Regions from separate parts of the Homo sapiens genome. Here region 2 is linked to region 1. The links are chromatin contacts, found by Hi-C or POLR2A ChIA-PET in ENCODE. All regions are on one chromosome and are shown on one strand. The core of a region is the stretch at or near the end of the contact, and the rest is flanking DNA. Distances in the headings are between cores, read along the strand shown. Region 1 has its middle 210 kb from the start of LINC02344. Region 2 has its middle 120 kb from the start of RFC3.

Region 1 (6,234 bases), core at 1,224-3,723:
ATCAGTGTCACAGTGAATACATGCCACTTAATGGTATGCTGAACATGAAACTTGCAAAGATCTATCACGATGAACTGAAAATTGAAGGGAACTGTGAACATTCAACAGGCTAGTTGCATAAATTTAAGAAAAAGCACAGCGTTAAGGTTTTGAAGATTTGTACCATTTCCTGATCATGAAGCAAGGGAGATATTCACTGATGAGGTTACTAAGGTCATCACTGATGAAAATCTGATACCAGGACAGGTCTGTAATGCTGATGAAACATCACTGTTTCGGCATTATTGCACCAGAAAAACACTGACTACAGCTGGTGAGACAGCTTCAATAGGAATTAAGGATGCTAAGGACAGAATAACTGTTCTGGGATGTGCTAATGCAGCACGCATGCATAAAGAAAACCTTGCTATGATAGACAAAAGCTTATATCCTTGTTGTTTTCAAGGAGTAAATTTCTTTCCAGTAAATTATTATGCTAACAAAAAGGCATAGAGAATTAGGGATATCTTTTCTGATTGGTTTCACAAACATTTGGTACTAGTGGCTCTTGCTTGCTGTAGGGAATCTAGACTGAATGATTAACGACTGCAAGATTTTGGCACTGCTTGATAAGGATTCTGCTCATCATCCAGCAGAAATTCTCATTAAAAATGTTTAGGTCATGTATTTTACCCTAATTGTGACTTCATTAATTCATCCATGTGACTAGGGTGTTCTTGGATCAATAAAGAATAAATATAAAAAGTTTCTTGATCAGCATGCTAGCAACAGTGAACAGAGGCATGAGTGTGGAAAGTTTTCAAAAGGAGTTTAGCACGAAGAATGCCCATGTTTGGAATACAGTGACAAATACACAGTTGTGCATGCCTGGCACAACCTCTGGGCTATAACTATGTTCAGTGATGGTGATGAACAAAGTGGTGACTTTGAAGGTTTCTATATGTCACATGAGAAAAAAAATAATGTCTGACCTCCATACATATACAAAAAAATACACCTTCAGAGTCTGGCAGTAAGATGGAAGAAACAGATGTCATGTAAGTTTTTACCAGCAATAATGCGGCTCTAATTATTCATTCATTGATCCATGGGGAAATAGCCAAAATGGTTCTTAATCAAGGTGATTATGATAATAGTGATGATGAAGATGATGTTAACACCGTAGAAAAAGTGCCTATAGATGACATGGTGAAAATGTGTGATGGGCTTATTGAAGGACTACAGCAGTTTATTTAGTATCCCCAAATGGGTTAAAACATGGATTTTTAGATTTTAAAATGCTGGGCTTCACCCTCAGAGTTTCTCATTCAATAGATTTTGGTCAGGGGACAAGAATGTGTATTTCTAACAAGTTTCCAGGTGATGATGATATCATCCTGGGATCCACACTTTACAATTCAATGACCGAGTATATTTATTTTTATGAGAGAATGTGTATTACTTGATTTCAGTTTATTCTCAATTACACAAAAAATAAATGAGGACACTTAATATTTTGAAAACATAAGATGGAAGAATGTATAGCTATAGCAACACATCTAACTAAACTATTACTCAGTAACCAAAAAAACTCAATAGATTCTCCAAAGCACAAATCAAGATGTCCTTTGCTGAACTGTATGAAGTTTCTGTGTTTTATTTTAATTAACTGACATGCTAAGGACAAACATTTTCTCGAACTTATTTGTTCTATAAATTGTTAACACATGAGTTTAAAAATATTTATATGGTAATAATTATCAGTCATCTTTTCTTTTGATTACTGATTGCTTTTGTGATTTAAAAAAATATTTTTCTATCCCGAGATTAGATATTCACCAGCAATTTCCTGATTTTTGATTTTGTCTTTCTTTACATATATCACTTTGGTCTACCTAGAAATTATTTTGATGCATGTATATTTTACTCAATTTTTAACTAAAATAAATACAATTATTTTTATACAGAAAATTCTTTAGGCATACTATATTCAGGGCATTGCAGTAAATACTCTCAGTGTTTATAATTATCTTTGTAAGATGCATATTAAAACAGCAAACATTGTTGAATTCTCCAAGTTAGTTTTATTTTATAGCATGAGGTGGTATAATCTTCTTAAGCATTCCTGGAAATATTTTTTTAAAAAAAATCACAAACGTATCACACATATCTAAAATTAAGTGTGCCAACTATATACCTTTGATGTTTCCTGAGAGTCCTGAGTTTGCAAAACCTTACCTATATAGCAACATTCAACTGTGTACAATTTTATGAATCAGGCATCACATTTTCCACGAGTCCACTCCACAGAAATGGCTTCAGTCCATTTCATCAAACTGCTATGTTGTGTCAATAAGCTTTCTATGCACTATTCCACTTTTAAGAACTGATGGCCCTTGTACATTTGGGTTTTTTTCAACCAACAGTTGCATGCTAAGAACATCTTCCAAATTCTGTTAGAAGACTGAAGAGGAACTTGGTCAGTTTTTCAGCAGTCATCCATGTCCTCTTGTTCTCATTTCTGTTTTCTTCCTCCAAAAAAAATCACTTCCCCTATCTTTGGCTCATTTATTTTTCTATGGTATATCACTGCCTAGCATTGGAGTTGTTTTAACTTTTTCCTTCACCTAGCATTACTTATCAACATGATAGTTACATTCCCAAAAACTATATTGTAAAAGAAAGCAGGGATGAAATATTTAAGACCTGATAGGAAAAGCAGGTTTAGGAGATCAGAGTTATAGTGAATCTAAAATAAAGGCTGATGGCTCATTAAATAAATCAACTAATGGCATTTTAAATATTTTTAAATAGAAAAAATTGGCATTGTTCAATAACTAGTATTCCTTCTTCCTAACAAACTTTTTATTTCATTAACCTACTAATCATCTAAGATTCTTATGAATATGTTTTTCCTTCTTGTAAATAAAAATTGTTATGAAATATTTTTTCTTGGATCTTCATGAAATGAAAAATGCTTTTAAGTTTTATTATTCAATTACCTTATTTAGCCCTGGAAAATTGAAGAAGAAAATGCCAGTGCACTGTGATATAGTCTTAAAATCCTTCTAAATGCATTGTTTTATATTCAAAAGAACTTAATGCCAAGGCATAAATGACCACAGCAGAGCACTGCTCTACCCTAAAGGTTTTACATCCCAATTCCTTTCCTTTGGCTTATGTTGTCTCAGTTTTCTATATTTCTCTCAAGGTTACGTTACAAAATTATCTATACATACTTGCTCTTCCATATATTTTACCTCTTCTTCTCAGGGCCCTATGTTTTGCTGTAATTTTAAAAATTATCTTCAAGAAAAATTGCCCAATTTTTACAAACATAGTATCCTAAATTCCCACATTTGTGAAAAAAGTATAAATATGTAAATACACATATGTAAAATTTTGTACAGTAGGAATGTTCATTGGGGAAACGTTACTGAAACTGACACAAAGTGTTTAACAGAAATTTGCTTAAAGGGATCAAATTTCACCTGGCATAGGAACATATTTAAAACAGTGGGGTTGACACAATAGCTACATCTGTGTAACCAAACCATCAAGGCTGACAAACTAAATCCAGTTGTTAGTAAAGTTAATGACTAATTCTGATCAATACATGGCCAAAAGAAAAAGAAAACACTGTATCATAAGAGCTGAAAAACATCTACTGGGAAATGACTATTTTGTGAATACTTAAAAGCCTTATAAATGTACTATTATATTTTCACTTTTTCTAAAGTATTATAATTGGCAGGGCTCAAATTAGTAAAGTTAAATATATTTCAACATTTTATTAAACACTGAAAATATTTTATCCATATCAAGTATCAGGGGCTTAAAATGAGCTATTCCAAAAAAAAGTATCTCTCATCAATACTTTCACTTTAAAAGAATTATTATAATTTATCCATATATGAAATACAAAAATTATTAGAACATGTATTAGGCTTAAATTGATTACAAATAAAAAACATTAATCTTGCCTGTAATCCCAGCTACTCAGGAAGCTGAGGCAGGAGAATCACTTGAGCCCGGGAGGTGGAGGTTGCAGTAAGTGGAGACTGAGCCACCGCACTGCAGCCTGGGCGACAGAGTGAGACTGTCTCAAAAAAAAAAAAATTAATACGACAACACAATAATAAATAAATTTAGCTCATCACAAGGGAGCATGGTCATTAAAATGAGTTTAGCAGAATAGTCAATTCAAACTTATTTCCAAAGACTAACAGTATAAATTATAGGCAGTTTGAGATTTAAAATGTGGCAAACCAAAAATAGGGCAGTATAAAGGCTACAGAGACTCAACTACCAATGAATGACAAAGAAAAACTGGCCCAATAGTTAGTCAAAATGTGACTATTAGTACTATTAGGCTAAAATTAAAAGTATTAATAAGTCTATTGATTATAGCAAATAAACCGCCAAAAAGCTCTAACAACTAAGACCCCTTTAACAGCTGAATCAACTTAATTCTTCTTAGACAAATGCTTTTTGCCACAAATATTCATTATACATCCATTTACATATTATGTTCTTAGAAAATAAGAGAAAAAAATCAGAAAAGGAGGCTTCCACATAATAATAGGAATTATTTTTGAAAGAAAATCTGACGTGGGAATCCTAATCTAATTACTGTATCAAAGTCAACCAATTCTTGGTTGAAAGTAAACTACAGTATCATTTCATAAGAGTGTTTACTGATGAAATTAGCCAGGATAAATTGTAATGTTAACAGCCATAATAAATAAATGTCATAAAATACTAATTACTTTTAGTCAACAAAATAAGGTTATTTAACAACTGTCTTAGTCCATTTATTTTTCTATAAAGGAATACCTGAGGCTGGGTAATTTATGAAGAAAAGAGGTTTACTTGGCTCACAGTTCTGTAGGCTGTACAAGAAGCATGGTACCAGCAGCTATTTCTGGTGAGGGCCTCAGGCTGTTTCCACTTGTGGGTGAAGGTGAAGGAGAACCAGCATGTGCAGAGATCACATGGTAAGCGAGGAAGCAAGACAAAGCAGCAAGAAAATCGATAGGAGGGAGGTGCCAGGCTCTTAACAACCAGCTCTGACAGCAACTAATAGAAAACTCACTCATTATCACTAGGAGGGCATCAAGCCCTGTGTCAGGGATCCACCCCCATGTCTGAAAACATCTCCCATTAAGCCCCACCTCCAACACTGGGGATCAAATTTCAACGTGAGATTTGGAGGGATCCAACAAACCAAATGATAGCAATAATGCTCCCAAAATACAGCAGGTATATGAAATATAGCATTACTAATGAAGTGTCCTTTACATCTTCTCTGCCTGCTTCATTAGTGAATTTATTACAATAAAGTTTAAAATAAGGCAAAGAACATTCACCTTTCGGGCCAGGCACAGTGGCTCACGCCTGTAATCCCAGCACTTTGGGAAGCCGAGGCAGGCGGATCACGAGGTCAGGAGATCGAGATCATCCTGGCTAACACGGTGAAACCCCGTCTCTACTAAAAATACAAAAAATTAGGCCAGGCGCGGTGGCTCACACCTGTAATCCCAGCACTTTGAGAGGCCAAGGCGGGTGGATCACCTGAGGTCAGGAATTCGAGACCAGCCTGACCAACATGGAGAAAACTGATCTCTACTAAGGAAAATACAAAATTTTAGCCAGGCATGGTGGCACATGCCTGTAATCCCAGCTACTCAGGAAGGCTGAGGCAGAAGACTCACTTGAACCTGGGAGCAGAGGTTGTGATGAGCTGAGATCGCACCATTGCACCCCAGCCTGGGCAACAAGAGCAAAACCCCGTCTCAAATAAATAAATAAATAAATAAAACAAAAAAATTAGCCAGGTGTGGTGGCACACGCCTGTAGTCCCAGCTACTCAGGAGGTTGAGGCAGGAGAATCGCTTGAACCCGGGAGGCAGAGATTGCAGTGAGCTGAAATCTGGCCACTGCACTCCAGCCTGGGCGACAGAGCAAGCCTCCATCTCAAAAAAAAAAAAAAAAAAAAAGAGAAAAAACAACAAAAAAACAAAACCATGCACCTTTCCCTGATTTAAATGATTCATCAGTAATTATCCAAATACATGGTACTAGCCTATTAGGGAAATACCATGGTTTTAAGACAGTTGTTCTCAATCTTTTTTTTCTTCTTTTCACGAAGGCCCATTCAGGCTAGAGCAGAGAGGGGGAAGCTTACATCCAGTAAACAAAATAGCAGTGATTTAAATAAAACTGAGACCAGAAAACCGACTGCTTTCTACATTT
Region 2 (6,234 bases), core at 2,287-4,786, 150 kb before region 1:
AAAATCAAAATATTCTGTGCTTCAAATCATCAAGAAAGTGAAAAAACCACAGAATGGGAGAAAATATTTATGTTTTATATATAGTAAAAGACTTGTATCCAAACTATGCAAAGAACTCTTAAACTCAGCAATGAAACCACAAAAAAACCTATCTTGCAAATGCACAAAGGATTTGAATAGATATTTCTCCAGAGAAGATACACAAATGGCCACCAAGCTCATGAAAAGATGCTTACCATCATTATTCATTAAGGAAATGCAATGCAATGAGATCCCATTCACAGCAACAACGAAACAAAACTTCACACTAAGGACAGGGCTCGGTGGCTCACGCCTGTAATCCCAGCACTTTGGGAGGCTGAGGCGGGTGGATCACGAAGTCAGGAGATTGAGGCCATTCTGGCTAACACTGTGAAACCCCGTCTCTACTAAAAATACAAAAAATTAGCCGGGAGTGGTAGCGGGCGCCTGCAGTCCCAGCTACTCGCGAGGCTGAGGCAGGAGAATGGCGTGAACCAGGGAGGCGGAGCTTGCAGTGAGCCGAGATCGCGCCACTGCACTCCAGCCTGGGCGACGGAGCGAGACTCCGTCTCAAAACAACAACAACAACAACAACTTTACACTAAGGTGGCTAAATTAAAAAGACAGACAGCTAACAAGTGTTGGAAAGGATGTGGAGAAATTGGAAACTTCACATATTGCTGGTGGGAAAATGAAATGGCACAGCTATTTTGGAAAAACAGTTTTGAAGTTTCTCAAACTCTTACACATAGAGTTACTACATGACCCAGCAACTCTCTGCTCAGTAAAAACTCAAAAGAATTTAAAACATACGTCCACACAAAACTTTCTCCCTGAATGTTCATAACATATTCACAATAGCCAGAAAGTGGAAACACCCACATAATCAGTTGGAGGGTACATGAACAAATAGTAATGGAAATTTGTTTGTGGATTAACAGCTGTGCCGTGAAATTTTATTTGGCCCTACAAAGTAATGTGATAACTGTTACAACATGATGAACCTTGAAAACATTATGCTAAGTCAAAGAAGCCAACACGAAAGTTAATGTATCGTATGATTCCATTTATATGAAATGTCTGGAATAGGTGAGTTCATAAACACAGAAAGTACATCCGTGATTGCAGGGGCTGGATGGAGGGTGGTATGGGGTAAGACTGCTAATGGACATGGGGTTTCTTTTTGGATGATGAAAACTTTCTAAAATTAGCAATGATAGATGCAAAACCCTGTTAATATACTAAAAGCCACTAAATTGTACTCTTTAAAATGATGAGTATTTTGGTATGTGACTTATAATAAAGTAGTTATTTTTACAAGTTGTGAATAAGGAGTACAGTTTGGGTGGCTGGGAAGCAGGGAAGCAGGAATGACAAAGAAGATGTGATCAAATTCTCTGCAGGTCATAGAATCTTTACTGAGTTTTTTTTTTTTTTTTTTTTTTTTAGAATGCTCTTTTCATGTTTTGTGTTCCTCCACTGGACTTAATCTAATGCATCCAAAGCATGAGAAGAAAGAGTCCTGTTCCCAAGTACCAGGGAAATTGGGCATTGCTTCCAGAAGACATGAAGAAACCTGCAGCAGATTCTACTCTGGATTTTGCACAAGATCGTGTTTCAAGTCAAGGTGAACCCCAGAAACTGAGAAAGTCAATCCACTCAAGAGAAAATGCTCAACTAAGGAGGAGATAAAGTTCATTTCTTCTGTGATTTGATTTTTTTTCCCTTGCAAATAGAAATCACATTCATTCAAAATCAAAGACATTGAATTAGCTGCATAAGAAGTCATGGATAATTCTTTAAAGATATAGAATCACACAGATAATGGCAAGTGTTGGTGAGGCTTTAGAATAACTGGAATTCTCATACTTTGCAGGTGGGAGTGAAATATGGTTCAGCCTCTTGGGAAAACAGTTGGGCCTTTTTTTATGAACTTATTCGTACACTTTTAGTGCATGACCCAGCAGCCCTACTTCTAAGTACTTACCTCAGAGAAATCAAAACATATTCACACAATAACTTGTATGTGAATTTTTTAAAGGCTTTATTTGTAATCACCCAAAACTGGAAACAAATATCCCTCAGTTGAGGAAAAGATCCCTCAGTTAAGGAAAAGATAAACAAATTGTACATTTGTACCATGTGATACTATTCACCAGTAAAAAACAATGAACTGATTCCTGCAACAAGGTGGATGAATCTTAAATCCATTTTTCTAAGCGAAAGAAGCCAGGCTCAAAGGGTTACATACTTATATAAGATACCACTCGTATAAGATTCTTTTAAACACAAAACTACAGGGACAGAAAACATATCAGCACTGGATAGGGGTTAGGGTGGGAAGAGGGGTTGATTACAAAGTACAAAAGACATTTGGGACAATGACAGAACCATTCCACATCTTGATTGTGGTGATGGTGACATGGCTGTATACATTTCTCAAAACTCACAGAAAAATGCGTGACTTTTACTACATGTAAATTATACCTTAATACAAATATGGGAAAAAAATTCCAATGGACTTACTCACTTTTAAAGACAACATTACTTGATTATGTGGGCCTGGAACAATAATTAAAAGTGTTAGTTTGTGATCAAACAAAATGCTGTTAATAAAAAATCTGTGAGATTTCTGAAAACATGTATATATTATATATAATATATAACTACATATTTTACACACACACACACACTTACATATAACATCTGTAGGTAATTTTTTTTTTTTGAGACGGAGTCTCGCTCAGCTGCCCAGGCTGCAACCGTCTCCTGGGTTCATGCAATCCTCCCGTCTCAGCCTCTAGAGTAGCTGGGATTACAAGCACCCGCCATCATCCCTGGCTAATTTTTGTATTTTAGTAGAGATAGGGTTTCATCATGTTGGCCAGGCTGGTCATGAACTCCTGACCTCAGGTGATCCGCCCACCTTGGCCTCCCAAAGTGCTAGGATTATAGGCGTGAGCCACCATGCCTGGCCTTCTGTAGGTAATTCTAAGTGAATCATCTGGACTTGCTTCAGATAGAGAATAATTTTGGTTAAACTAGGGCTAAAAATGATTCATTGAGTTTTTCCTTTGGAGAAACATAATCATTGTACTTAATCAGAAAACGTTATTAATACATTGCTGAGAATGAAGAATCACAAAGATGTTTTTGTTTATTTTTGTCCCTGTTACAAAATTCTACAAGTCTCTGCAAGCATGTTACCTTTATAGTTATGTTCCAGGGAAGGAAAAAAAAACTGAGGTAGAAATTTTTAGTCCTGAAGTGACATTAGCAAAGATTTCATAAATTTGAGTGACAGATGGTATATGGTATTTATGAGCCCAGTTGTTGAATGCTTACAGAGTGACTCATGTTGTTTATCCAAGGGGAAGGAATGGCATTATCTTGTATAAAACGTTGCCGTGCTGCAGAAAGACTACAAATCTCACTCATCCTTGAGCCCGTCTCCTTTCTAGTTGTATTAGTAATAGGCAAAGTTTCTTTTGTTCAAGTTATTTACCACATCTAAGTCTTTTAATGTAGCTTTTATATGCTGGACCAAATGTTTATTCCAAATGGAAAACAACTGAATTGTGTTTGCACGAATATGTTTTAACCTATTGTTTGTCACGTGTAGAAAGAGTGTCCGTATACATGGATACATTTATGAAATTTGCTTACATATGGTATTTGGATTTGAGTAAACCAGACTTTTCATGTTTTGGTTTCCCTTAATCAAAAAATAAAATTCTATTAAAGTAGAGGGAAAATAAAGAAGCATTTAATGGTATTCATGGATTTTGTATAATTGGTAACAATACCTGTGGTAGTGTAGCAGAAAAAGAGTTTTAGCAACTCTTAGTCATCACAGTTTGTAGATCAAATATTACATATATGATGATGATGTGATTCAAATTTGGAACTATAGCTGGGGACTGCTGAAGGTTGCCTGCAGCTTATGAGATATTTTGGAATAGCACTATTACAAATATTTTAGATGCATTTTTTTTCATTTTCACTATTAGTTTTGATTGTTGAGGCCCGTAACAGATTTCAACTGAGTGGATTACAAGCCTGTAAATGTAAAAAGGGCAGGGAATTCCCAGATCTAAAGTTTAATTTTTGGGGGGGAAAAGTGTTCAGATGAAGAGCAAAGATAACAAGTTTGAGGTACAAGACTGAAATTGGAGCTGAGGTCTTTGGGACATGGGGTTTTTCCTGTCACTCAAGAGTCTGGGCATTTTAAGGAGAATCAAAGTGGAATCCATGCATGTGAATCTGATGGTGGCTCTTCTGGCTGTTCTCACCCTGCTGTGCAGAGATGAGGTGGTCTGTGGAGAAGCTCTTGGAGACTGCTGTGGGGAAAATTGCTTTATGGAAATGAGGTTGTCATTTTTTGATAATAGCAAAGATACCTAGATATTTCACGTTTAAAAAACTCCAAACAGTAAAATTTGGTTATTTGTCACTACCCTACACTGCTTCAGTTCACTCCAACATCTTCACAGGAGCTCTCCACCCTGGCCTGGAGTCAGAGGAAAGAACAGTGTTGCTGGAATCCATGTAGTTGAGGCTCAGCTTGATTTTACCTTCTTTATGGATGCACCTTAGTGTGTGTGAGTATGGCTGCAAACCAAATTCAAAATGAAGGGGAAAAAGCCAATTTGAGAGCCTTATACTAATGAGAACATATATTATGAGAGATTCCTGGCAAATTGTATTTTATTTCTAAGATGTCACTTCCCCATGGTAGAAAATTGCATAAGGGCTCTAGGTCTGAAATCTAAGAGTTACCATATATTTTTGGATGAAATGTTCTGAATCCCACTCTGTAGAGTCTATTCAGACCAAAGTTAAGGACCACGTTATTTACCATTTACCACCCAGGCAAGGGAAATCCAGCCTTCTCCTTGGGGAAGCAGATGATGATTTGTTGGTGGACCTGCAATATTTGCCATCCTATTGACTGGCGTGGTTGATCCAGATTATCTAACTGGATGGGGGTGCCCTTTCTTCCTGAACACTCATGTGGGCACTGCTCAAAGCTGCCTGATACCTGCTAGACCAAAGAAAGGAATCGAAAACTCATTCCATCCCTAAAAAACCAACTAGAGTCAAAGTGTAACAGCTTTAACTATGACATAATAGTAAGATCAGAATTCTTATTCTGCCATAATCTTAGAAAACCAGGTCAATATCTTGATTGCATCACTAGATTCTGGGTCGCGTCTGGTATATGAAGAAAGAACAGTGTAAGTTCAGTGTGCTCAGGGATTGAGCTCTGCCAAAAGCACCAACTGAAAAAGAAATTCTACACACTAAGGACTCTTGGGGAAAGAGAATGTTTCTCCCTTACCTAATAAGCGGTGCTTCTCAGGCATGGATAGAAAACAAATATCACCATTTCCTGTTCCATAAAATGAAGATAATATAGGATGTGGAGGAGGATAAACTGGCTGGGTTGATGTATATACACCCTTAGCATGGTATATAGCTAACAGTAAGTGTTCAAAAAAGGGTAGCTCTTTCTATTTCATTTTTCTCGTTAATGAAATAGAACACAGCAACAACTTATTATGGAAAAAAACATTAGGAATAAAGAAGCAAAGTGTATGTAATTCCTTGCTCTATCTTTTGGCATTTTGTTGACTTCAAAATTAGATGAGTCAATATTAACAGATTCCAGAATTATAAAATTTGAGAGTTAAAAGGCACCTTGTTCATCTGCTTATTGGTTTATTGAGTACCTACTATGTATTAGAAATAGAGATGTAAAGATGACTTAGACACTGCCTTGCCCTCCAGGAATATACACTCTAAGAGGAATGACTTGCAAACAATGTTAAAACAAAGAAGAAATACAGTGAGACAGACATGCAAAATGTATTAGGAAAGCATTGATGATGAAGACTTAACTCACTGAAGAGGTGAAGTCCTGGTTGTTAGGGAAAGCTACCTGGAGTCTATAAATGATGATGGTTGATTCAAGTTTTTATCTACAGCTGGTTAGTGAGGTATGGAATTTGTCCAGTGTCATGATAGGATGGGTTCAGGGCTATTGACAAGGCCTAGTGAGCTGAGGCCAGGAAAGGCCCTACTCAGGAAAGCAAGGAGTAATCCACCCACTTGCAGCTGTTGGCATCTGTAAGGCAGAATTGAAGATCAAGACAAAATAATATCCAAAGGACAGATATTATCTCAGAAAGTATCAGTACTAGGAATTTCAAT

The links. Hi-C counts contacts between places; a loop is a spot of excess contacts on that map. ChIA-PET counts read pairs that join two places held with the same protein, here RNA polymerase II (POLR2A).
Region 2: a loop to region 1 is called in a map of PC-3, with 2.8 times the contacts of the local background. The contact joins two enhancer-like sites. A Hi-C loop is called at or near these places in 1 of 168 maps with a recorded cell type or tissue (PC-3). POLR2A ChIA-PET finds 5 or more read pairs at or near these places in 4 of 52 experiments (MCF 10A, activated CD4-positive, alpha-beta memory T cell and activated naive CD4-positive, alpha-beta T cell).

The regions. Positions count from the first base shown.
Region 1 is chr13:33,544,515-33,550,748 of GRCh38, reverse strand. It overlaps a transcript of STARD13 not described here. Among named protein-coding and RNA genes, the nearest start is that of LINC02344, 210 kb to the right of the region's middle. Within about 2 kb of position 2,473, at least 2 of the 41 ENCODE cell types and tissues checked have a DNase peak (open chromatin) inside an H3K27ac peak, as active enhancers do.
Region 2 is chr13:33,694,398-33,700,631 of GRCh38, reverse strand. No RefSeq gene overlaps it. Among named protein-coding and RNA genes, the nearest start is that of RFC3, 120 kb to the left of the region's middle. Within about 2 kb of position 3,536, at least 4 of the 41 ENCODE cell types and tissues checked have a DNase peak (open chromatin) inside an H3K27ac peak, as active enhancers do.